Regions from separate parts of the Homo sapiens genome. Here region 1 is linked to region 2. A link is a loop called in an ENCODE intact Hi-C map of the cell type or tissue named here. Cell type or tissue: OCI-LY7. All regions are shown on one strand. Each heading gives the region's core, and the rest is flanking DNA. Links, peaks and the distances in the headings are about the cores only. Region 1 overlaps SNN (stannin). Region 2 overlaps LOC400499 (putative uncharacterized protein LOC400499).

Region 1 (11,366 bases), core at 2,023-10,022, 280 kb before region 2:
CCCTGCAACAGGTAATGCCAAATTTTTGTCACTGGTGGGCAGTTGGGATTCTTTTGTGGAGGTCTGAAAATGAAATGGGTTTAAGATGTAAATCATTCATTATGTTCAAAAAATGTTCCCTTAGGAACCAGGCGTGGTGGCTCATGCCTGTAATCCCAGCACTTTGGGAGGCTGAGGCAGGCAGATTGCTTGAGCTCAAGAGGTTGAGACCAGCCTGGCCGACATGGTGAAACCCCATCAGTACAAAAAATACAAAAATTAGCCAGGCATGGTGACATATGCTTGTAATCCCAGCTACTCTGAGGCTGAGGCACGAGAATCTCTTGAACCTGGGATGCGGAGGTTGCAGTGAGCCAAGATCACACCACTGCACTCCAACCTGGGTGACAGAGCGAGGCTCTGCCTCAAAAAAAAAAAAAAAAAAAAAGTGTCCTTAGGGACATAAAAGGGTTGTAGTGTCAGGATGTTATGTGTGGTATGGATCTTTTAAAGGTTGTTTTTCCCAGTCTATCTCTTACCCGAGCTTGAATGTGGCCGTGAGAATTCTTAGCTTTCATGGCCTGTATGAACATATGGAGGACGCAGAGACTGACAGGATTCTTCTGTTGCCCTGGCTGGAGTGCAGTGGTGCAATGTTTGTGTGGGGCAAAACAGCAGAGAATCTGTGGAGCCCTGCCTGCCCCAAGCCTTCCACTTGCTTGTCTCTCAGTTGGCCTCCCAGCAGCTCCTCATCCCTCTCGTACAGAGGACAGGGTGGCTTTCTTACCCATGGCACGTCCTTTTCTCGGATTCCAGGAGGCCTACAAAGGGGTTTTCTCCCATGCGTGCAGACTGCTGTGAACGTCCGCCATGGGATGGTCGCTTGATTTTTTCACACTTGCCTAATCAGTATTCCAGGTGCAGTTCTTAACGGCAACTACCCCGGAAGCCCCTGCAAGCAGGACATTAACAAGGGGGAGCGGACTTCCAGTTAGTAAACGTAGATGCAGATGTTTTAGTGGAAAAAGAAATTAACTCTTGGTCCTTTAGAGCCTAATACACTGGATGTTTGCTCCCTTTTTATAGATTCCCTTTGGTTTTTAGAAAGTTGAGTCCTTTTGGGGACCCACTCACATGACTTTGACAGTATCTTCTCTCCAGGGGAAAGTGTCTGCAGCATCATTTAGGGAGTTCCCTGGCTCGCATGTATGACGTTTGCTGTTTTAATTTCCTGCCTCCCTTTTGCGATTCAGCTTGTCATGTTTCTCTAGGAGAGTGTTTCCTTCATATCTATTGAATCATTCCCTTGGTTTTTGCTTTGTATCTCAAAGAATTTTTGCGGGAGTACTTCTGTGGTAGTAGGGTCTTGTCACATCATGCACTAAAAACAGAATGTGACTCACCCTTTTCTACTGCTGACTGAGTTGTGATGAGGCTTTTTCTTTCTAAGAAGTGTTTAAATTACCACATAGTCCAGGAATCACGGACAGTAACACTAACACTTTCATCTGTGTGGGCCAGGAGTTGGGCATGTAGTTTAATGACGTATAATTTTTGAATTCCAAGCATAGTTTGAAAAAATATGAAAATCTTAGCACCCAGCACATGCCTTTTAATGAAGAAGTTCTCAGCAGCTGGCAGAAATGCATCTGTGTAGAGAGACACAGGCGGAACAGGTGGCAGGGTGGGGCGTCATCTGGAGGCCTGCGTCTGGGCTGAGTGACCTTCGTTCTTAGGCTGCCTGGTGTGGGAAACGTGAAGATGTGCGCATTTCTCCGGCCCCATGCTGGGCACTTGCTGCAGGCCCTTACCCTTGTCGTTTCTAAATATCGAACATAAGAAGACTGTCCACTTCTCTTTTAATGTAAGGATGTTGGTAAACCAAAGCTTTATGGCTTTGGAATGGAATTTTTCTCATTTCCTAAAAATAAATGGTAGAAGTAAAGTATGCTCATCATGAGCTGGTCCCAAGCGAGTGTTTGGTTTAGCCAGAAGGTAAATGGGCAAGCAGCGTGAGCTGACAGCTTGCAAAAGAGGAAATGAAAAAGGCTGTTGGATAACATGTAGTAAGACCTTTTTCATTGTCCACCTGCTTATGCTATTTTTAGTGAAAAGAATATGAAATTGTATATTTACTGTGATAAAATATAAACTTGTGCATGTGCTAGGTGGAGATGTTCACAGAGGGGAAAATGTTGAGGTGTTAACATTGATGACTTCAGAGGAGTGAGATTGCAAGTGATTTGAAGGTGCTGCTTGTATGTTTTTACATCCCTTGCAAATTGTCTACAAAGAGCATGTCTTGATTTATAAAAATCATGAAGGAAAAAAATGCAAGAGCCTGTCCTTGGGAGGAAGAGGAAGGGGTGGGGCCTTGAGGGAGACATAGCCTTCCTGTGCAGAGGCATCTTGGAGCCACTTGCTCCACCGAGCAGGTGCTCCTCCAGCCAGCACTTGCGTCAGACTCTGTGTGACATTGCAAAATATAGGTGCTCTGGCCTGGCCCTGGGCCAGGGTGATGAGGGGGAGATGGGTGCTCCTGTCCACCAAGAGACTCTGATGTGTCCCAGGGGAAGAATCACAGTTTTTTAGAGGTGTGCCCTGCCACTCCCTCAGGGTTAGAGGAGAGTTGCATAGACATGGGGACCTCTTCCCACCATAGTTTCACATGACTGCTTTCCTGGAAGTAGACTGTTGACATTCTCTGTCCCTGCTACTTTCACAAAGTGTGGCAGTATTTTAGTGTGCCCATTAGGGACATTGATGGAGAGTGCACCAAGACCTCTTAGTTAGCAGATAGCATGCTCACGGATGTCACTGTCCTGTAAATGTCTGGAGGTAGACATCCTGAGGGATCTTGGCAGCTTTTTCTGGGAAGTAATTCACGTTTACTCTGCCTTACAAGACCAGGCTTGTGCCGCAGAACGTGGGGGCAGGTCCAGCGTCTGGTATTCTTCCATGGGCCCACTTGACAGGGCCACGATGTGTTTTCAGTTGTTGTGGGGTTTTTTGGTTTTCTGTTTTTGAGACAAGGTCTGACTCTGTTGCCCAGGCTGGAGTGCAGTGGTGCAATTACGGCTCACTGCAGTCTTGAACTCCTGGACTCAAGTGATCCTCCCACCTCAGGCTCCTAAGTAGCTGGATCTACAGGTGTGTGCCACCTTGCCTGGCTAATTTTTTTATCTTACTTTTTATACAGATGAGGCCTTACTATATTGTCCAGGCTGGTCTCAAACTCCTGGCCTCAAGCGATCCTCCCACCTCAGCCTCCCAAAGCACTGGGATTACAGGCACACAGCACCACACCCAGCTTTGTCATTTGAATGGCTGGGCCCCACTTGAAGAAAGCTTATATGTTAAGAAAACTAAGCTTTAAAGGAGGGGATGGTTGAATGTTTACCCCAAAATTATAAAACAATTTACGGCCGGGTCCAGTGGCCCTGGGCAGCCAGGCTCTGGAGTCCCTGCTGTTGACTTCCATTCTGTTAACACCTGAGGGAGACAAACTCGGCTGCCGGCCCACCTCATACCTAAGTGCATAAAGCTGGTAGTTTTGATCAATTGCAGCCAGGCTGTACAGGCACAGGTAAATAGATATGTGAGAGAAACATCATCAGACGATTAAATGACAAGTTCTGAAGAGGAATTTTCTAGATCTCTAGATCAGGACCTGGAACAAAGCTGTAGGGAAAACCCCTTTCTATGTCACCTTCCTTCCTTATTCTGTGCTCTCAGGGCTGGGCAGCCTGAATTCATAGTCCTTTGGTTGGGCTGTTTGCCAGTTATCAGGTTGCCAGGTGTGAGCCAGATGTACCTGGGGAATGGGGGTACAGTCACCCCCAGTTGAGAACCCCTGCCTTAGAGAATGTGTAATAAATGCTTGCTGAAGAAACAGACTGGGTATCTTTCAAGTTCTTCCTTTTTCTCCGGGCACTGTCAGTGGGCACAAGAGGGACATAGGTGGGACACTCCTGCCTCCCCTGGACGCTCTTCCTGACACAGCCGCTGGGCATCTCCGAGCACACAGAGGCCCCATGCCTACACACTCCTGGGGCCCTGCATCACTGGCTTTAGGCCTGGGCCTAGGAGCTCTTGTCTTTCTTGGAGGGTGTGGGTGAAGCTGAGCTCTGGCTTCAGGAACAGATAAGCCATCTTAATTACAGAACGAGCATATGGGACAGCCTCAGCTTTGTAGAGAATTTCTTGCCCAGGCAACATTTTCCTTACTTTCAGTAAGTAAAATCCACGGAACGTCTTTTCTTGGTGAGAAGTAGATGGCCTGGCCTCAGGTACAGCCTGCTTTTGGACTCATTGTGTTGGTGTGACTCCTGTCTTTGCTTCCTTTCCCTCTCTCTCCAGAAAGGACCTAAGTGTGAAATACCCCGAAGACGTCCCCATCACCCTTCCAAACCTGTTGAGGTTCATTTTGCATCACTCAGACCCTGCTTCCAGCCCCCAGAATGTGGCTAACTCTCCTACCAAGGAGTGTCTTCAGAGCGAGGCAGTCTTACAGCGGGGGCACATCTCCCACTTGGAGAGAGAGATCCAGAAACTGAGAGCAGAAATAAGCAGCCTCCAGCGAGCACAAGTGCAGGTGGAGTCCCAGCTCTCCAGTGCCCGCAGAGATGAGCACCGGCTGCGGCAGCAGCAGCGGGCCCTGGAAGAGCAGCACAGCCTGCTCCACGCACACAGTGAGCAGCTGCAGGCCCTCTATGAGCAGAAGACACGTGAGCTGCAGGAGCTGGCCCGCAAGCTGCAGGAGCTGGCCGATGCCTCAGAAAACCTCCTTACCGAGAACACGTGGCTCAAGATCCTGGTGGCGACCATGGAGAGGAAACTGGAGGGCAGGGATGGAGCTGAAAGCCTGGCGGCCCAGAGAGAGGTCCACCCCAAGCAGCCTGAGCCCTCAGCCACCCCCCAGCTCCCTGGCAGCTCCCCTCCACCTGCCAATGTCAGCGCCACACTGGTGTCTGAAAGGAATAAGGAGAACAGGACAGACTAACTTTTTAAATGATATGAAGAAATCAGAGGTGAAAATTGTACATTGGGAATATATTTATGCAAATTTTATTGAAATTTATTGTAAATAAAGATTTTCTCAGTGGTCTAGAAAATCAGCTTGAATGTCATTCAGCATTTATTGAAGAAGGATGACATCCCTTCCACTTATTGCACAAACTTGGTAGCTTTGAGACAAATACAGTAGCACAGTCCGTTTGAAGATTTGTCCAAAAAATTAGTCCATATTTTAGTGGCTCAGTGTCAAGAGTTCCCTCCCTGTGCCCCCACTGTTGCTTCTGCAGTGATACGAAGGATGAATGCTTAATTTCTTATTAGTCAGAAAACTTGAATGCAACAGTTGGGCATTCAAAAATAATCCAGAGAGGTCATAACCTACTTAGCCATTTGAGTGTGGCTCTGGTGTCTGCTAAAAAAAGTAGCTATTGAAAAAACAGTGAGAGCTATGATGTGGTTCACTCATTCTAGAAGCATTTTCATTTTCCTCCCGAAAACCCCCCCAGTGCCTCACCGAGCCCCGGACCTTCACCCAACACGGCTGCCACGCTCAAATGGGCCTGATTCAAACTCCCAGGTACGTCCCTGGCACCAGGGAGTAGGATAAGAAAACCTCCAGAAGTGAAACTGATGAGGAAGTGACATTTAATCACTTCAAAACCGAAACTTCACTGGCAAGGTCAAAACCCCAGGCCAAGGCTGACAATCGAGCGCTGGTCAGTTCCAGGGGTCAGGCTCGGAACCTGAAAATGCAGATCCTAGCTGTTGCTGCGTCCCTCAGGTGTGGAGGAAGGAAAAACAGCCTAGGTGTATGTGCTGGCTGTGGTGAGAGTCGAGGTAGAAAGCCTGGAAGTTCTGAAACGTGAGGGGATGGATCACACGCCCCAGCCTTTTCTCACTCACCAAAGCAAACTTTTACCCCCTTCTTCCAGTCGGCACCTTTGGAACTTGTTCTCCCTCCTAGGCCTGGTTTCAGTGGCCCCCACCACGTGTCCTGCCCACCCAGCCTGCAGGGCTTCTGCTGACATCACGCCTACCCCACCACCACCTCTTCTGAACTTGCCACACCATCAGTAGCCAGAGGTGTTGCCTCTCCTGCTTCCTAAGGTCTCCCAAGAGCCCAGCTGAGGTGTTTCATTACCACCTTCTGCTCAGGTGGCCCAGCCGGCTGTCCCTCTTCCACCCCAAGCTCCTACTTAATGTTTAAACCCCCAATTTAGGTGTATGCTGCTTAAACGAACAGCTCCCTACTTCTCCCGCCTCGGGGTTCCAGAACGTGGATTCATTCAACATGGTTTTTAGAAGAGGCTTGGGTGAGGCCAGAGGAGGTGCCTTTAGTCTGAGCAGGAGGCCAGAGCTCTGAGCTCAGCCATGAAGGGCCAGTGCTCTGTGGTTAAGCCGGGGCTGACCTTCCATCTATTACAGGGATGGGCAGGCACGAGTCACATTTGAATCATAAATAAAATTAGTATGTGCTTGTGGTGGGATTAAAAATCAAAGTGAGCTCACTGAAATGTACATAGGGGAGGCCTTGGAGACAGGCTGTGGAGACACTAGCTCACCAGAGAGCCACCAGCTCACCACCTGTGGGAGAGTCAAGTCCTGAACTTCAAGTTCACCTCTGCCCTGCCCCGGCTCCCTGCCGCAAGCACAGGCTGGCAGGAAGCAGTCTGGTGGCTCTTAGGGGAATGTGCACGTGAGAAATGTTCCCTGGGTCCTAAGTGCCTTTAGAGCTGGGTCAGGGGACTGGAGACCCGCTGAGGAAAGTGAAGTCAGAACCCCATAGGCGGACGGTCATCAGAGAGGAAAGGAAGCCAAGTGATGTGAAGAGGGAAGAGGAAAAGAAGAAAAAAGACAGAACCTCAACAGTCCCCTCCCCTCCAGTGCAGAAAATAGGAAACACCAACACAAAACATACAACCTTTTCTCTTTCCTGGGCCAAGTGGGTTTCAGACCAAAAGTAGCCACCACAGGCTCTATGAGGACCAAAGCAATTTCAGCGAAGCCTTCACTCGGGGTGGAGGGTTGGTGGGGGGCTTGGCGTGCTGAAGACCCAAGCGGCAAGAAACTGCTCTGCTACAAGGACGCTGGCAGCCTCCAGGACGCGTGCCCTGACTCGCCCTTCACTGGCTCCCAGGCAGGTCCGGTAGCTTCCCTGCAGTAACTCCACTCTCAACAGAACTGCTATTTAACAAGTGAGTCTATGCAGAAAGAACGGAGGGGTGCGGGGGGTGTGGTTTTTCTTCCACCCATGACTAATGAAGCAGAGATCACCCAAGCACCCCAACTGGTCAGCCTCAAGACCCCAAATTGGCATCTCACTTCCTTGACATACACGCAGATGGACACACATGAGAGACCCCTGCCGAGTGTGGCGTGGGCCTTTACAAGCCTATGACCCTCCAGGGTCTTGACTCAGCTTGTCATTAGTACAGCCAGAATACCAGTCCCGTGTGCGCTAGATGATATTTTTAAAAATCAGCAAAAGGGCTTAAGCACGTGCTTCCAGGGGCCTATTTACAGTTCACAGGTTTGTTAGTTCACGCATTACAGTAGTAGCTCCATCAAAAACAGGCTCAGCTAGACATTCAAGTAACAAAAGCGCTACAGGGCCATGAGCCCCAGCAAGGTCAGGCCTGCCCAGTGCCTGCAATGGGCAGCCTCACCTGGAGGCCGAGGGGAAGCCCAGGACAGCCAGGTCCCCGGGCATCAGTGCATGCGATGACGAAGCCCGCAGAGGCCATGCCAGCAAGTGTCAGCCCTTCCTCTCAGACAGCAGCGCATCCGTATGGTTTTGCCCCTCCCAGCGCCTCTTGGCCGGCTGCAAACAGGACCAGGAGCCTTGCATCCTGGCTCAGCCGTGGACTTCCGGGCCGTTGGGAGTCATCAGCTTGGCCTTTCTCTCCACGCACGGTCCCTTGGCCGAATACTGCACCAGCAGGAAGGGTTCCTTGGTCTCCCCATCCCCCACGATGCTCTCCTCGTCCTCTGACTGGCTGATGCGCTGCAGCCGCAGGTAGCACCAGCAGCCCAGGATCAAGGCCCCCAGGGCCGCGATGGCAATGAGGATGACGATGACTGTGACCACGCCCGTGGTGGGGCTGTGGTCCATAATAGACATGGTCAGTGCTGGGGGCTTCCTCGGCTGGCAGCACTTTGGGGGTGGCCACTCAGTGAGGCTGGAACTCAGGCTGGACACGGGAGTCCTGAAAGACAAAGCAGGTTGACGAGCTGCGGTTAGCACTTCCACGGGGTCTATTTTTAATCGTTCTCAGACCTGCCCATCCCACCCTCACCCTGACAAAAAGCATGCTGGCCGGCGTTCGAAGGCGTCTGCTCACCCACGCTCACCCAGCTCCTGTTCATGACCTTTGAAACCCCGAGTGCTGCTGTACCAGGCAGGTGAGTCACCCTCGCTGGCGGCAGAGCCGGGAACACTGCGACAGCGACAGCTGCAGCAAAGGATGCCAGAGGGCCAGACATGGTTCTGGTTCTTCAGCTGAAGGTGTGCCTTCGGGAAGCCCAGCCCCAACTCAGTGTTCATGACCACTCAGGGACTGAGGGCAACTGGGGCCTCCTAATGGCCAGAGATGGGGGTTTGAAAGCAGATAAATGGCCAGGTGCAGTGACTCATGCCTGTAATTCCAGCACTTTGGAAGGCTGAGGCCGGCAGATCACTTGAGCCCAGGAGTTTGAGACCAGCCTGGCCAACATAGTGAAACCTCGTATCTACTAAAATACAATAATTAGCTGGGCATGGTGGCACATGCGTGTAATCCCAGTTACTTGGGAGGCTAAGGCATGAGAATTGCTTGAAGCTGGGGGGCAGAGGTTGCAGTGAGCCGAGATCTCACCACTGCGCTCTAGCCCTCCAGCCTGGGCGACAGGAGCAAGAGTCTCTTCAAAAAAAAAAAAAAAAAAAGAAAAAAAAAAGAAAAAGAAATGACAATGACATCAGTCCCTCTCCCAAACAGACATCATATACAGAACAGGCAGGTCCTTTGGGGACACCTGTGAGAGGGTGTACTGGACAACAGCCTTTGTCACCAGGCACTGCATCGGGCCTGGGAAGACCCCTGGAACGCGGCACACCATCTGAGAAGGAAGCTGGGCGGTAGAGTCCCTTGTGTGGTTTGGACGGAGGCCAACCAAGGAAGCAACAGGGTAGAGTGTCCCGGGAGATGGAGACAGGCACTTGGGAAAGCTTCGGGGAGGCAGGGAGGGTGAGACAGAGGCTCCCTCCCTGATGGTGCTTAGCATCTAATGCAGGCGCCAGACTGTAACTGGTTAGTACCCCAAATGCCGGTCACTCACAATACAGGGTGCCATTGTCAGGAACACAGCAACCAGGTGCCAAGATGCTAACCTGGGTGGGCAGGTGGGAGGCAGGGAGGCGGTGCTGATGGGGAATAGTGTTCCTGGCAGGGGGCACGGTGAGGGCTAAGGCTCTGAAGGCAGAGAGGGTCCCCCTGGCAAGTGCCAGGAGTCGGGGCACCAGCTGATTTGGGTGGGAGCGGGGATGAGGCCCCTCCCAGGCCAGGCCAAGCCTGTGCTCCACATGTTGAAAGAATGACGCCAGAAGTTGGAGGGCTGGGACCACCACCTCCACCTGGCCGAGCCACGGAGTTCACCCATGGGTGGGCCTGCCAAGTGGCGGAGGACAGTGTGGCTATGGAATGCACATAAGGTCTAAGAGTCCCCAGCTCCAGGCACCCTGTCAACCCTCTAGGTGACACCCAAGGCACAGCCAGTGAGAGCATGCTGAGGCCAGGGCTTTGCCTCTGCTGCCCCGCAGTGCTGAGGCTGGCAGGTTCTCTGGAGTCCCAAGACCCTGCACTTTCTTCCCTCTCCTGCCTCGCTCGCCACAAACAGAGCAAACGCTGGCTGCACCCGGGGTCAGTGAGGATGAGGACAGGCCCGAGACGCGTTCTACACAGGACTGGGCGTGCGGTCGGCACTCAGAACGACACGTCTGGCTTTTTGTTCCCTTTGGATAAGACTGACATCAGCACAGGCAGACAGCACTGGAAGGAGGTTTTCCCTCCAAATAGGGTCGAACCTGCTGCGTCCTTGAGGAACAGCACCCTTAAGGAGAAATGATTCTTACCCAACCAGGAGTTTCCCCAGAAGCCAGGTTTGCCTGAAGGACAAAGGCAGCTAAGTCAACGCCCCCAGCGTCTGTCCAGGGACCAGGCCCGGGGAAACCGGCAGCTTCTGCAGAGGGCCCTGGGCAGAGGAGGTGCCCTCCCTCCATTCCACTGCCTTCCCCCTGACTCCAGGAGACAGGCTGCCGCAGGCGCTAAGGATCTCCCTGCCCACCCTCAGGGGCCACTGCAGCCAGGACGCCTTCCAAGTCCTCACAATGACCTGCAGGACCGAACACTACACATCCCCAATATGCCCTGCTCGCCAGCCACGCTGACCCCCGCAACGAACCCTCCTACCAGGCCCTGGCCCAGGCAGTTGCCCCTGCCCAGAACGTTCTGGCGGCTTACCCTTGTTCAGTGGTTCTCAACTGGGGGCCACTGTGTCCCCACCCTGGGGACATCTGGCCATGTCTGGAGCCACTTCTGGTTGTCACAACTGGGGGCAGGTGGCACTCCTGGCATCAAGTAGGGAGACCATGGATATTGCTGGCACCTATCGTGCACAGGGCAGCCCCCACCACGCAGATGGCCCGGCTGGAGAAAGACACCCTGACCCGGTTAATACCAGCTCTGGCAGGGAAGCTTTCCCAACCCGGCCGGGCTCCTTCCCTCCGGAGCAGTGGCCTTGGCATGCAACCCTGGCTTCTGGAGCATGGCCACCTGATTAGCGCCCACCTCTCCCTCCAGCGGGCCATGAGCTCCACGGTGGCCCTGCTCTGTCCCCTGCATGTACAGACCACCCTGGCCTCTCCCCTGCCACCATCCGGTTCCACAACCCCACTTAGCTGTTCTCTCACGCCTCCAGACTGGACAGGGGACCCCTCTGACCCCACAGACAGCCTTCCCACCATGGCTGGGTGAGCCTGTCTACACTCGTCCCAACCTCTGTGTTCTCTCCCTGCAAGAAGAACACCAACCTGCCCTGTGCCTCCCACCTCCCACCTCCCTCTCCCCTGCACCTCTGGTTCCCAGGGCCTGCTGGGGTGCCTGCCCTCCCCTGGGGTTTCTGGACAGGAAGACAAGTCAGTATCAATTCGGAAGGGGAAGTGTGTGTGTTTGGGGGTGGGGGTGGTTCAGGGACAGGAAGTAGAAAATCAAACAATGGCACCAGGACCTGGGATAGGCGGGGCAAAGCCAGGTGGGCAGGCCAGGAGGCACCTGAGTTCAAGGGCCCCAGTTCAACCACTGGCCCCAGGACTAATGAGGAAACTGAGGCACAGGCGG
Region 2 (11,366 bases), core at 2,325-10,324:
CCCCCGAGTGGCCATTTGCGTGAGCTGGCAGTGGCGTCAGTTGAGTCCCCTGAACCCCCTTGGGCCTGGAGCTGCTGACCTCAGCTCACGTGCCCTACCCTTTGTGTGTGTCCTCACCCACCCAGTGGAGCTCACCCACCCGCTGCCCCTCCCCCTGCCGCGACACTGCAGCCTCCGCCTGTCCTCAGAGCATTTGGGAGGCAGCCACCGGGATGGCCTGGTTGTCGGCTGGGATGGCAGGGACCAGGTAAGTGTCAGGGCCGGAAGGTGACCCTGGGGCAGAGCTGAACTCCACCCTGCAGGCTGAGCGGGGTCTTTGGGGCCCTCCCCTGCCTGAGGAGCCTTATCTGGGGTCAATGAGGCTGTACCACATCCCCAAGGGACTGTGGGAAAGGCACTGGGGGGGCAGCAGGAGACCTGGGTCCCCACAACACCTTGACAGCCACGGCAGTGACGGTGGCTCACAGGCCCTGAATGCTTACCCCGTGATAGGTTCTGTGCGTGAAGCCACACATCAGCCTCCCATCTGCTCGGCGCTATTAATGGGCCCGTGTTCAGATGACGAAATTGAAGCACTTAGAGGTGCAGTGACCTGCCCGGGGCCACAGAGCTAAGGGAAGACAGTGGAGGAGGAGCGCGACCTCCAGTCCCATCTCTGTCCTGTGTTCGCTCCATCTGCTCCTCTCTAAGCCTGGATTTCCTCCTCTGTGAAATGGACTGAGCTCTCCGAGGGCCTTGCACAGGGATGGGGTTTTGTGCTGAAAGCCACCTGCCCTTTTGCAGCCTTGACCTCGATGGAGAAGGTGGTCTGTGCGGGTGGGAAAGAGGTGCAGTCTGTCTGGGCAAGGCCACTGGCTGAGTCTGTCTCCCTCCCTAGGTGCTGGTCTCCTCCTCCCTGTGGCTGGGGAAGAGTGAGCTGGCCGCCCGCCTGGCCCTGGCTCACCCATTCAACCTCCCTTGGCGGCAAGCCGAGGCCAGTGGCCTTGCTGAGAGCAGGGGTGGCAGGCAGAGCCGGCAGGTGAGTGAGGATGTCCCAGGCGCCCTTGGCCGGGGCTGGAGGTGGGAGCCGCGTGACTGAGCCTGTGGGGCTGGGCACCTCTGGTAGGAGAAGGAGAGTGTGTTCATCAGTGACAAAGACTTCTCCGGAATCACAGCTTCCTGAAGCCTGGGGATCTCTGGGATCCTTCATTCAATCATTCCTTTATCAATACCTCATTGAGCACCTACTGTATACCAGGCGGTGTTTGAAGATAGCTCACATTTTAATGTGGGAAACAGGTACAGGCGTCTCTGATTGATCATTTATAGTTGCTTGTTTAGTGGTAGCTTTGGGGACTGAGTGAGGCAGCTGGGCTCCCTGTCTGGCTGGGGGGCCTCGGGTGTGTCCTATCGCCTCTCTGAGACTCAGGTTTTCCCATCTATGAAAGGGAGGACAACAGGCCAGCTGTGTGCAGGCAAAAGACGCTCTCCAGAATTCAAGCCAAGGAATGAATTAAAAAATCAGAAGGTGTGATATGATAAGCACTGTAAAGTAGTAAAGAGGGGCCGGACGTGGTGGCTCATGCCTGTAATCCCAGCACTGAGGGAGGCCGAGGCCAGTGGATCACTTGAGGCCAAGAATTTGAGACCAGCCTGGCCAACATGGCGAAATCCTGTCTCTACTAAAAATATAAAAATTAGCTGGGTGTGGTGGTGTGTGCCTGCAATCCCAACTGCTTGGGAGGCTGAGGCGGGAGGATCGTTTGAGCCCTGGAGGTGGAGGTTGCAGTGAGCCAAGATCACGCCACTGCACTCCAGCCTGGTAACAGAGTGAGACAGTCTCAGAAGAAAAAAAGAAAAAAAAAAGATGTGAGACTGAGCGTGACTGGGTGGGTGGGTGGGGCAGCAACTGTAAGGTGGGTGGTCAGTGAGAGCCTCATGGGGGAGGCGGCCCCGGGATGGGAAGGAGCCGGGCTTGAGAGAAGCTGGAGGAGCAGCACTGCAGGCAACAGGAAAAGCCCGTGCAAAGGCCCTGTGGTGGGAATGAGCCGGGTGCTTTGGGGAGGGCTGGAAGGGAAATAAGATGGGAACAGAGTGACTGGGAGGGATGGGTGACAGGGAGATGAGGTCAGATGGGCAGGGACAGATCATGCTGGCCCTGGAGGCCCCAGTGAGGAGCACGGTTGCTTTCTGTCTTTGGAAATGCTGAGTCTGGGTGTTGGGGATGAGGCTTTTTTTTTTTTTCATTTAAATGCTTTCAGTCTCCAGCCTGGGAATGGCTCTGAGCTCTTCCAGAGATGGGGGTAGGCAGGGCAGTCTCTCCACCCTCCATCCTAGTTCCTCTAGGGATATCTGGGGGAGGGGCACCAGCTTCTCCATCCTCCCTAGCCTCTCATTTCCCAACAGAGATGGCTGTGGGGACACCGTTAACCTCTCCTCTCCCCTACATGTCCCCCTTTCCCCACCACTGCCCTCCCATCCCAATGCAGGTGCAGCTCACCTGGAACAGAGGACAACCTGCGACGCTGCAGCTCACCTGGGCTGACGGGTCCTTAGCACACAGCACCGCCTGGGACGGCTGCCTGGCCGCCTCCCCGGGGCAGGTATGTGGGGCCTGACCGCTGCACCGAGTGAGGGGGTCCCCCTCGCTCCAGGCTTCTCAGCTGGCCCCCCAGGTCATGTACCCTATTCTCTTCCCTATCAGCTCCAGGAAACCTGGGGCCTGAACAGCCTCCAGGCCTGCGGGGCCTTCACGCAGACCCCAGCTGTGTTCGTTGAACAGCTCAACGTGTCCTGGGGCCAGCACCGCATGCGGCAGAACTTGACCTACGAGGTGAGGTCAGGGGAGCAGCGTCTGGGCAGGGAACCCCCAGGCGGCTCCACCTGCCACAGGAGCGTCCAGCTCTGGGGCCACGTGGTCCTGGGTTCCAGTGCTTGCGGGATCCTGGGCAACTTACTTCTCTGCTGTGAGCCTTAGTGTTCTCATCTGTGAAATGGTTCCCTTCCTAACTGGGATGTGGTGAGGGCTCTGGAAGACAAGAAAAGCAAGGGGAACGGCCCGAGATGCTGGGAACAGATGGGGAAGAAGGTGGGATGCTAGGGGGCTTCTCGGGAGGGGGCGGAGGGAGATCGGGAGCTCCGGTTCCCCGAGGCATCAGGTCTGGTCTCCTCCAGCATCATTACCTGATAGGGCTCCTCATGGGGCCGAGCACTGTTCTGCAGAGCTTGGGGCAGGAACCAGGCCATGGAGAAATGGGGAGAGCTGGCCCTGGAAGCCCCTTCCTCCTCTGGACCTCCCGCCTGGGTTCCTGGGGCTCTTAGGCATGGCCCCCTAAGTGCTCACAGCAGAAATCCTGCCACGAGCGGGGCATGGCGAATCACACCTGTAATCCCAGCACTTTGGAAGGCTGAGGTGGGGGGATCACCTGATCGCCTGGCCAACATGGCGAAACCCCATCTCTACTAAAGAATTAAAAAAAAAACTGGGCGTGGTGGCATGCACCTGTAATCCTAGCTATTTGGGAGGCTGAGGTGGGAGAATCGCTTGAACCTGGGAGGTAGAGGTTGCAGTGAGTCTAGATCATGCCACTGTACTCCAGCCTGGGCTATAGAGCAAGAGTGTCTCAAAAAAAAAAAAATCCTGCCGCAGAGTGTAAGGGGGTGCTGTGGCTGATGAGAGCTCTGACGGCACATTCCTGGCACATGCTCTTGCCTAGGTGAGGGTCTCCAACTGCAGCTGGCCATGGGCATTCTCTTAGGTGATGAGCCCCTGACCCATAGGCCCTCTCATTCCAGAGGCATTGGCCATCTCAGCCAGACAAGATCATCATGGAGGCCACGCTGGAGCACGTCCTCGGGGCCTCTTGTACCCGTCAGAGCTTCTGGGGAGAAGTACAGACTGACTATGCACGCTGGCTGCGGCACTCCCTCCACCTGGGGCTCTGTGACCTGCCCAGGGTGAGTCTGCCCTGCAGAAGGGGGCAGCTGGAGGACCAGGGACCCATGGTGAGGGGGCAGCAGTGAGGGTGGTGCCCGCAGAATGCAGGGGTGTGAGCGAGGCAGCCAGACGCCACCATCGTGGCTCTGCCATTTGCCTGCTGGGTGACTGGGCAGTGCACATCTCCTCTCTGAGCCTCTGGTGTTTCATCTGAGGAAGGAGCAGCAGGTTCCAGGACGTAGAGTGATGGTGAGACTTAAGAGAGACATGATGCGGGAATGCTCAGCCTTGGTGCCGGGCACATGAGTTAGAGCTGCTGTAGTCATCATTACCCCAGAGGAGAGGTGTTAGGACTCCTTTTCCTCAACCCCTTTCCCCTCCTGGGGTTGGTAGCTGGTTGATTGGTTCTTCCATCCACCAACCCATCCATCCATTCCTTTACGCATCCTTCCATCCTCCTTCCTATCTTCCATCCATCCCCGTATATCTGCCCTCCCATGTACCCTCTCTCTCCATCCATTCATCCTCCAACCGTTCCTCCCTTGCATCCATTCATCCGTCCGTCCATCCCTCCCTCCCTCCCTCCCTCCCTCCATCCCTCCCTCCCTCCATCCCTCCCTCCCTCCATCCCAAGGACTCATACTCTTCTGTAAAGAGACAGATAGCATATATTTTAGGCTTTATGAACCATCCAGTCTCTGTTCCAACAACCAACTTTACCACTGTCTTGTGAAAGCAGCTATAGACAATATGTAAATGAATCCTTACGGCTGTATTCCAGTAAAAGTATTTACAAGCCGGGTGCGGTGGCTCACGCCTGTAATCCCACCACTTTGGGAGGCCGATGCAGGCAGATCACGAGGTCAGGAGATCGAGACCATCCTGGCTAACATGGTGAAACCTCTTCTCTACTAAAAATAGAAAAAATGAGCTGGGCACGGTGGCACGTGCCTGTAGTCCTAGCTACTCAGGAGGCTGAGGTAGGAGAATCGCTTGAACCTGGGAGGCGGAGGTTGCAGTGAGCTGAGATCGTGCCATTGTACTCCAGCCTGGCGACAGAGCATAACTCTGTCTCAAAATAAAAAGCATTTACAAGAGTGGGCAGTGAGCCAGATTCGGCCCCAAACCATAGTTTCCCACCCCTTATCTTTTCCTCTGTTCATTCAGAAAACATTTGTGTGTTTCACCTATGCCAGGCTGTGTTCTAGGTGCAGGGAGTGGATGTGAAAGACACAGCCTAGGTGCCGGCCTCCTGGGTGGCGCATTCCAGTGGGGCCAGGACGATACAACAAACTAGAGATGCATGGTCTATGGTCAGGGTGTAGTAAACGTTGTGCAGGAATGAAGCAGAGAGGGGCCAGGGTGTTGCAAAAAGGGGCCTCACTGGTGAGTGTGAGCCCTGCAGAGGGAAGGGGCCTAAGGCACAACTCTGCCTTGAGGAACACGGGGCAGCACTTACGGAGGGAGCAAGGGAAGTGAGGTTGGGACAACAAAGCAGGCCACGGGCCATGCCAGAGCCCAGCTTCTTAGGGGACGGCATCTGATTTGCGTTTCTTAGAGGTCAGCTGTGAGCTGCGACAGGTGTGGAGGCTGGGAGGTGGCAGCTGCTGCTGCATTCTCGGTGCAGGGGACTGGGGAGAGAGGAAGCTGCCACCCCTGTGCCTGCCTGACACCTAGACTCTCTCGTCCCAGGCCCTCTTGGTCGTCGGGGAGCACACCCTGGGCCAGGGTGGACTCCTGCTGCGTTCCCGCTGCCACCTGGGCCTTGCACCAGACCCAGACCACGGCCTGCATCTCAGCCTGACCCTCCAAAACCACAGCAGGCCTCGTTCAGCTGACTTCTCCGGGGCACTGGAGGTCAGTGGCCAGGATGGGGCTGACAGTCCCTGGGAAAGATATCCCGGCATCCCTGCGGTTCCTCCCTGGCCAGCAGGCCCCCAACTGCCTGGGCGGCCCCGCCATCTAGTGGCTATCTGAGGAACTGCAAACCAGCATTCTGGATGGGGCCAGAGCTTCATTCTGGGTCGGGGGAACGCCTGCTGAACCCCAGGCCTGGCCCTGGCGCCAAGACAAGGCAGCTCCTCCACAGTCCCAACACCCGGCCCTTCCTATAACAGAGAGGCAGTGGCTGGGCTGCCCAAGTTTGAATCCCAGCCTAGCTGCCTCCTGGTACCTGAGTTTCCTCCCCTGTAAAATGGGTATAATTGTACTGGCCCTATCTCCCATGGGGTTAATATTGCAAGGGTTAAATATAGTCGTAGGCATAGATCGCTTAGAGCAGTGCCTGAGAGAAAACAGCCACTACGTAAGTATTTGCTATTAGCCATTACTGGTACCATCTCCTCCCCCTCCTTACTCCCAGCAGCCCTGGGAAGTAGGAAGGGGCAGAGTTGGCCTCCAATACCTACTCTGCCCTGACCTGGCCAGGTGATCCCAGGAAGGAACCTCTCTGAGCATGTGTTTCCTCATCTGTAGGAGGGGATCAGATATTTCACAGGGTGGTTTTTGGGAGTCTGGATACCGGTTCCCGCTGCCTGCGTAGCCAAGGCACGTGACGTAGCAGGTGCTCTCTCGGCGTTTCCATCCACCTCCTCTGTCTCCCTGGCCAGGTGAACTTGGCCTCGTGACTTTCGTTTGCTGAGCCTCAGTCTTCCCCTCTGTCAAATGGGAACAAATACCATCTCCCTTGCAGAATGGTTAGGAGCAAACACATTTGTACAACATCTGCATGTAGCAGGTGCTTGTGAGAGGGGAGTTCCCTCCCTTCCCGGCATCCGAGCTGAATGAGGATGGCATTTCTGGGTTGAGAGTTCAGCAGCCGTGGCCATTTCAAAGGAGTTTCTCCTTCCAAGGTTCTTGTTCTCCGGGACTGACTGTCACTTCCCCGTTTCCAGCCAGGCCCCTGCCTGCCCCCGGCTCTGTAAGCCCCGTGCCTGATGGAACTGGAGCCCTGGGAGTGAACCCATGGCGGATGCTCGGCAAGAGGCTGGTCCTCTTGCTTCCCTATCCCCGATTTATTTGGGACAGCTATTCTCACTTGGTCCATTCTGGGGTCTGTGGAGTGGTCAGAAGGCTTTCCCAGCCTTGTTTCTTGCTCACCCCAACCCAGTGGCCCCAGGACAGATGAGGGACAGATTCAGGGAGGTCAGGCATTCACCCAGGCTACACAGAGGCAGGCATGGCCCTTGCTCTTCAGTGACACCCAGCGGGGCTGAGCTCAGATGCTGGGAGCCATCCAGGGCCAACTCCGTGTGGTCTGCAGACCGTCCCCTGCCCCCACCTGCCTGGCAAGATCACATTGTGCTTGGTTAAATTCCACAGGAGTCCTGGGCTGTAGCCCTATTACCAACTTGGATCTCCTCAGAGATCGACATGCTTCTGCATGTTTAGTAAGCACCCTGCATTCGATTCCTAGGACTACTGTATTAAATTGCCACCAACTGGAAGGCTTAATGCAACAGACAGGTATGGTGTCACAGTTCTAGAGGCCAGAAGTCCAAAAGCAAGTTGTCAGCAGGGCCACACTCCCTCTCAAAGTCCTAGGGAAGATCCTTCTGTAGCACCTCCAGCTTCTGGTGGTTGCCAGGACCCACGGCTGTGGTGGCATCACACCAGTCTCTGCCTCTGTCCCACGTGGTGGCCTTCTGCCTTCTGGGTGGCATCTTCACATGGTCTTCTCACAGGGACAGCATTCATTGGGTGTGTGGCCTACCTTCATCCACTATGGCCTCAACTTGATTACTTTTGCAAAAAACCTATTTCCGAATAACACCACGTTCACAGGTATAGAAGGTTAGGGCTTCAACCTATCTGAGGAACAAAATTCAACCCTTAACAGACATACGTGCACGCGCACACACACTCTTAAGTCCTGTTAAGTTTTGTGAACCATTGTTCTGTATCATTTTACAGATCTTGGAGCTGAGGCCCAGAGAGGGTGACACCCTTACTGAAGGGTGCACAGCTTGTTAGCTGCAGTGTCTGGACTAGAATACAGGGTAGCTGAGGCTCCCTCCCCTGCAGGGCCTCCTCCGGGCTTGTGTTCTCTTGGGGGCCTCTGAGCCTCTTTCCCACCCCATTCTAGACTCGCCTGTCCTGGTCCCTGCCGTGCCCCCAAGGCTGGGCACCTGCAGGGACTTAGGTAAGCTGCCCAGTGCCTGGGGTGTTATGCCAGGTGTGCCCGTGTCTCCTTGCTTAGACCTTTGCAGTGGTTCCCATGCAAACTCGGAAAGCCTGGGCTGTAGCAGAAACACCAGGGCACTGGGGATGTTAGAAATGCCAGGGCCCGGGGCCCCCAACACCAATTAAATCAGAGTGTCTGGGTGGGGCCTGGGCAGCAGCCATCTCTAAGCCACCCTGTGGGCGGCTGCTGCTGGGTTGGGCTCCTAGATGGGTATTTTTAAAAATTAAAAAAAGTATTTGTCATGAGACTGGCTAAGTTTTGTATTTTTGGTAGAGACAGGGTTTTTGCCATGTGGTCCAGGCTAGTCTGAAACTCCTGGGCTCAAGCGATCCACCCGTCTTGGCCTCCTGAAGTGCTGGGATTATAGGAGTGAGCCCTTGATCCTGGCCCGGAGTATTTTCAAAAGTGCTTTCTGTAATGGGGCACTGGCAGCCTTAGACAGGGATATGGCGTGGGGAACCTGGTGCCCTGGAGATCGGGCGTGGGCATTGTGCCTTCCCTTGGTTCCCTACAGGTCCAACAGCAGCCTCCCCAGCCAGCCTCTTCCTGAGCCTGGGGCGGGCAGGGGAGAGACCAGGGACAGGTGGGCCAGGCTCCACTCAGGCCTCTGCCTTCCCCCTCCCAGCTTCGTGGCTCCAAGGCTCAGCGGGTTGGCCTACTGGGCCGTGTCTCCACCTCGACTTCTCAAAGCCTGGTCCGGTTGGAGGGAAGCGTGGACAACAGAGAGGAGAAAGTGAGGCTGTCTGTGTTCCGGGCCCCAAGCTGTCTGCAGGCCTCTGTGGCCCATGAGGAGGGTGAGTGGCAGCTGGGTCCCAGCTCAGCTAGCTGGGCCACGGCCCCTGTTGGCTCAAGAAAGGACGGGGGTCTGGGCGTTAAGATTTCAGAAGTCGGGGCTGGGTGCAGGGGCTCATACCTGTAATCCTAGCACTTTGGGAGGCCGAGATGGGTGAATTGCTTGAGCTCAGGAGTTCAGGACCAGCCTGGGCAACATAGTGAGACCCCGTCTCTACTTAAAAAAAAGGGGGGGGGGTGGCCAGGCGTGGTGGCTCACACCTGTAATCCCAGCACTTTGGGAGGCCGAGGTGGGTGGATCACAAGGTCAGGAGATCGAGACCATCCTGGCTAACACGGTGAAACCCCATCTCTACTAAAAATAGAAAAAAGTAGCCGGGCACAGTAGCGGGTGCCTGTAGTTCCCAGCTACTCAGGAGGCTGAGGCAGGAGAATGGCGTGAACCCGGGAAGCGGAGCTTGCAGTGAGCCGAGATCGTGTCACCACACACCAGCCTAGGCGACAGAGCGAGACTCTGTCTCAAAAAGTAAAACAAAAACAAAAACGAAAAAACCTGGTGGGGTAGGGGGTGATGTGTTCCTGTGGTCTCAGCTGCTGGGAGTGAGCTGTGATCCAGCCACTGTACTCCTGCCTTGGTGTCTCAAAAAAAAACCTCAGGAAACCCCCTGAAGCCTTATGGCATCCCTAACTGACTGCCGTGTCGGGGGAGGGGACAGAAGAGGGGGCTTCAGGTGGCTCAGGTGGTTGCTCTAGGTGGTGCAGCTCAAGGTTCTCAAATCCTAGGGCCTTGAGGCTTGGCCTGGGGCAGTGGGGAGCTACGGAAAGCGGTGGAGGGGGAGTGGGCAGCCAGAGACATGGTGGGGGCACCAGCAGGTCCCTTTCTGGCTCCAGGGGGCAGAGAGGAGAGTGTGGTGCTGCGGGCATGTGCCCATGGGCGGACAGCCGAGGCGGAGGTCCTGTTCCGGGATGGCAGGCAGCCCTCCCAGCCGCTGGGACGCCTGACCCTGCAGGCTGCCAACCAGAGTCTCCTGCTGGCCGCGCGCGGCTGCCAGGGGGGCCTGCTGGGCCATGTGGAGGTGAGAGGGCCTGGGCTGGGACACAGGGAAGGGGTTACCGTTCTCCCACTGGGCAGAGGCCCCCGTGCCAGGAGCCCCGAGCCCTTGGGGTCCAGCTGTGCCCAGAAACCAGGGCAGACAACCCCATTGTGAGGCCCACACCTGCTGCTGGCACCGAGAACCTTGTGTCTACTTCATTCCTGCGAGGCCCCAGCCTCTTCCTCTGTCCTCACAGTCCAGGATTGCAGCAGTTGGCTCCCAGGTGCAAGCCCGGCTGGAAGAGAAGGTTCAAGGCTTGGGTGCCTCTGTGAGAAGGTTCCAGCAATTGGTGGGTATCACAGCAGGGGAGGGTGGGGGCTCAGGTTGGAGAGGTCCCCCTCTGACCTGGCTTGTAGCCCCCACTCACCAGGCAGGAGGGTCTGGGGCTCTCTCTGCCCTGGACCTCACCCTGATTCTGCCTCGGTTTCCCTGTCCAGGTGCAGCCGGCAGGCACCCTGGACGGCGTGGCAGGCCTCCTTCTGCAGCTGTCCCAGGCGGGGCGGGAGGCCATGCAGGCGAGTGGTTGGGCAGTAGCCACTTTGTGGGCCCGGAGCCAGGCACTGACCCAGCACCTGCCTCTTTACCTGGAGTGGCTGCAGGTGGGGCTGGAGCAGCTGCGGGAGGAGCTGGAATGTAAGTGTGGGAGGGGGAGGGCTCAATCCTGTGCGGAAATCAATGTCCCCCCTCTCCACCGGGGCCCTAAGCGCTCACATTGGCCTGTGGCACTGTTTCAATCAGAAATGTGGCCTCGCTTCCCATGGGCCTGTAGCCCAGCTGTGTTTAGCCCCCTGCCTTATTTGTTATAGATCTACAGCCTTTGTTTTTTCTGGGTCTGCTGTGTCATTTTTACAGAGTCTCCAAGCTCATCTCCCTTATGCCTGCTGCCTAGGTTTTTTCAGTCTCCCGCCTGCTTTCTTTTGAGTATACAGCCTTGTTTCTGTGAAGCTCACTGCCACAGCATCTCTTTCTGGTTCCACGATGAGCTCAATGTGGCCAGGTGGTCATTAAAGGCTCACACCTGCTGCCCCAACCAGCCTCGTGGCAGGACTGGGAACCTCTGGCCTCTCCGCCATCCAGGGCTAATGCCCAGCACAGCACAGAGCCCCCAAGGCCCTGCCCAGCGCCAGGGTGGGCATCCCTCTGACTGGCTGTTGAATGTTACCTCCCGATCCTCCCTGCTGTGCCAGAGTGTTCCTGTGACCACCCCCAGGGCAGTGAATCAGGAGGAATGCGCCAGGACTCCGCCCAGCGCTATTCACAGCTGTGATTTATTATAGTGAGGGGATGCAGGAGTGTCAGCACAGGGAAGGGGGCTGGGGCGGAGTCTAGGGAGAACCAGGGCCAGTGCCCAGGGTACTCTCCCAGTCCCAGCGCTTTCACA

The links. Hi-C counts contacts between places; a loop is a spot of excess contacts. Peaks named below come from ENCODE experiments on the same cell type or tissue, not always from the same donor. Only the 100,000 strongest peaks of a DNase experiment are listed, where the experiment ranks them.
Region 1: a loop joins it to region 2, with 11 times the contacts of the local background. A loop is called at or near these places in 6 of 110 quality-filtered maps.

What each region holds. Positions count from the first base shown.
Region 1 is chr16:11,672,810-11,684,175 of GRCh38, reverse strand. SNN (stannin) reads right to left here. Exons shown (of 2, transcript NM_003498.6): 2 at 5,024-8,201. The coding sequence starts at 8,116. The coding sequence ends at 7,850. TXNDC11 (thioredoxin domain containing 11) reads left to right here. Exons shown (of 12, transcript NM_015914.7): 11 at 1-11; 12 at 4,339-5,093. The coding sequence ends at 4,981. Among named protein-coding and RNA genes, the nearest start is that of SNN, 10 kb to the right of the region's middle. RefSeq lists enhancers at 2,601-2,957, 10,678-11,366 and a silencer at 11,070-11,139. In OCI-LY7, for the core only: CTCF peaks have their summits at 3,432 and 9,786; DNase peaks (open chromatin) are centred at 2,415, 5,576, 6,605 and 9,748; H3K4me3 peaks cover 4,779 bases; H3K27ac peaks cover 5,827 bases.
Region 2 is chr16:11,390,918-11,402,283 of GRCh38, reverse strand. LOC400499 (putative uncharacterized protein LOC400499) reads left to right here. Exons shown (of 67, transcript NM_001370704.1): 49 at 126-247; 50 at 878-1,018; 51 at 2,469-2,582; 52 at 2,684-2,812; 53 at 3,775-3,936; 54 at 5,609-5,773; 55 at 8,725-8,893; 56 at 9,783-9,967; 57 at 10,182-10,274; 58 at 10,423-10,618. It also overlaps a transcript of LOC105371082 not described here. Among named protein-coding and RNA genes, the nearest start is that of RMI2, 51 kb to the right of the region's middle. In OCI-LY7, for the core only: CTCF peaks have their summits at 5,884 (motif pointing left) and 7,099; a DNase peak (open chromatin) is centred at 5,883.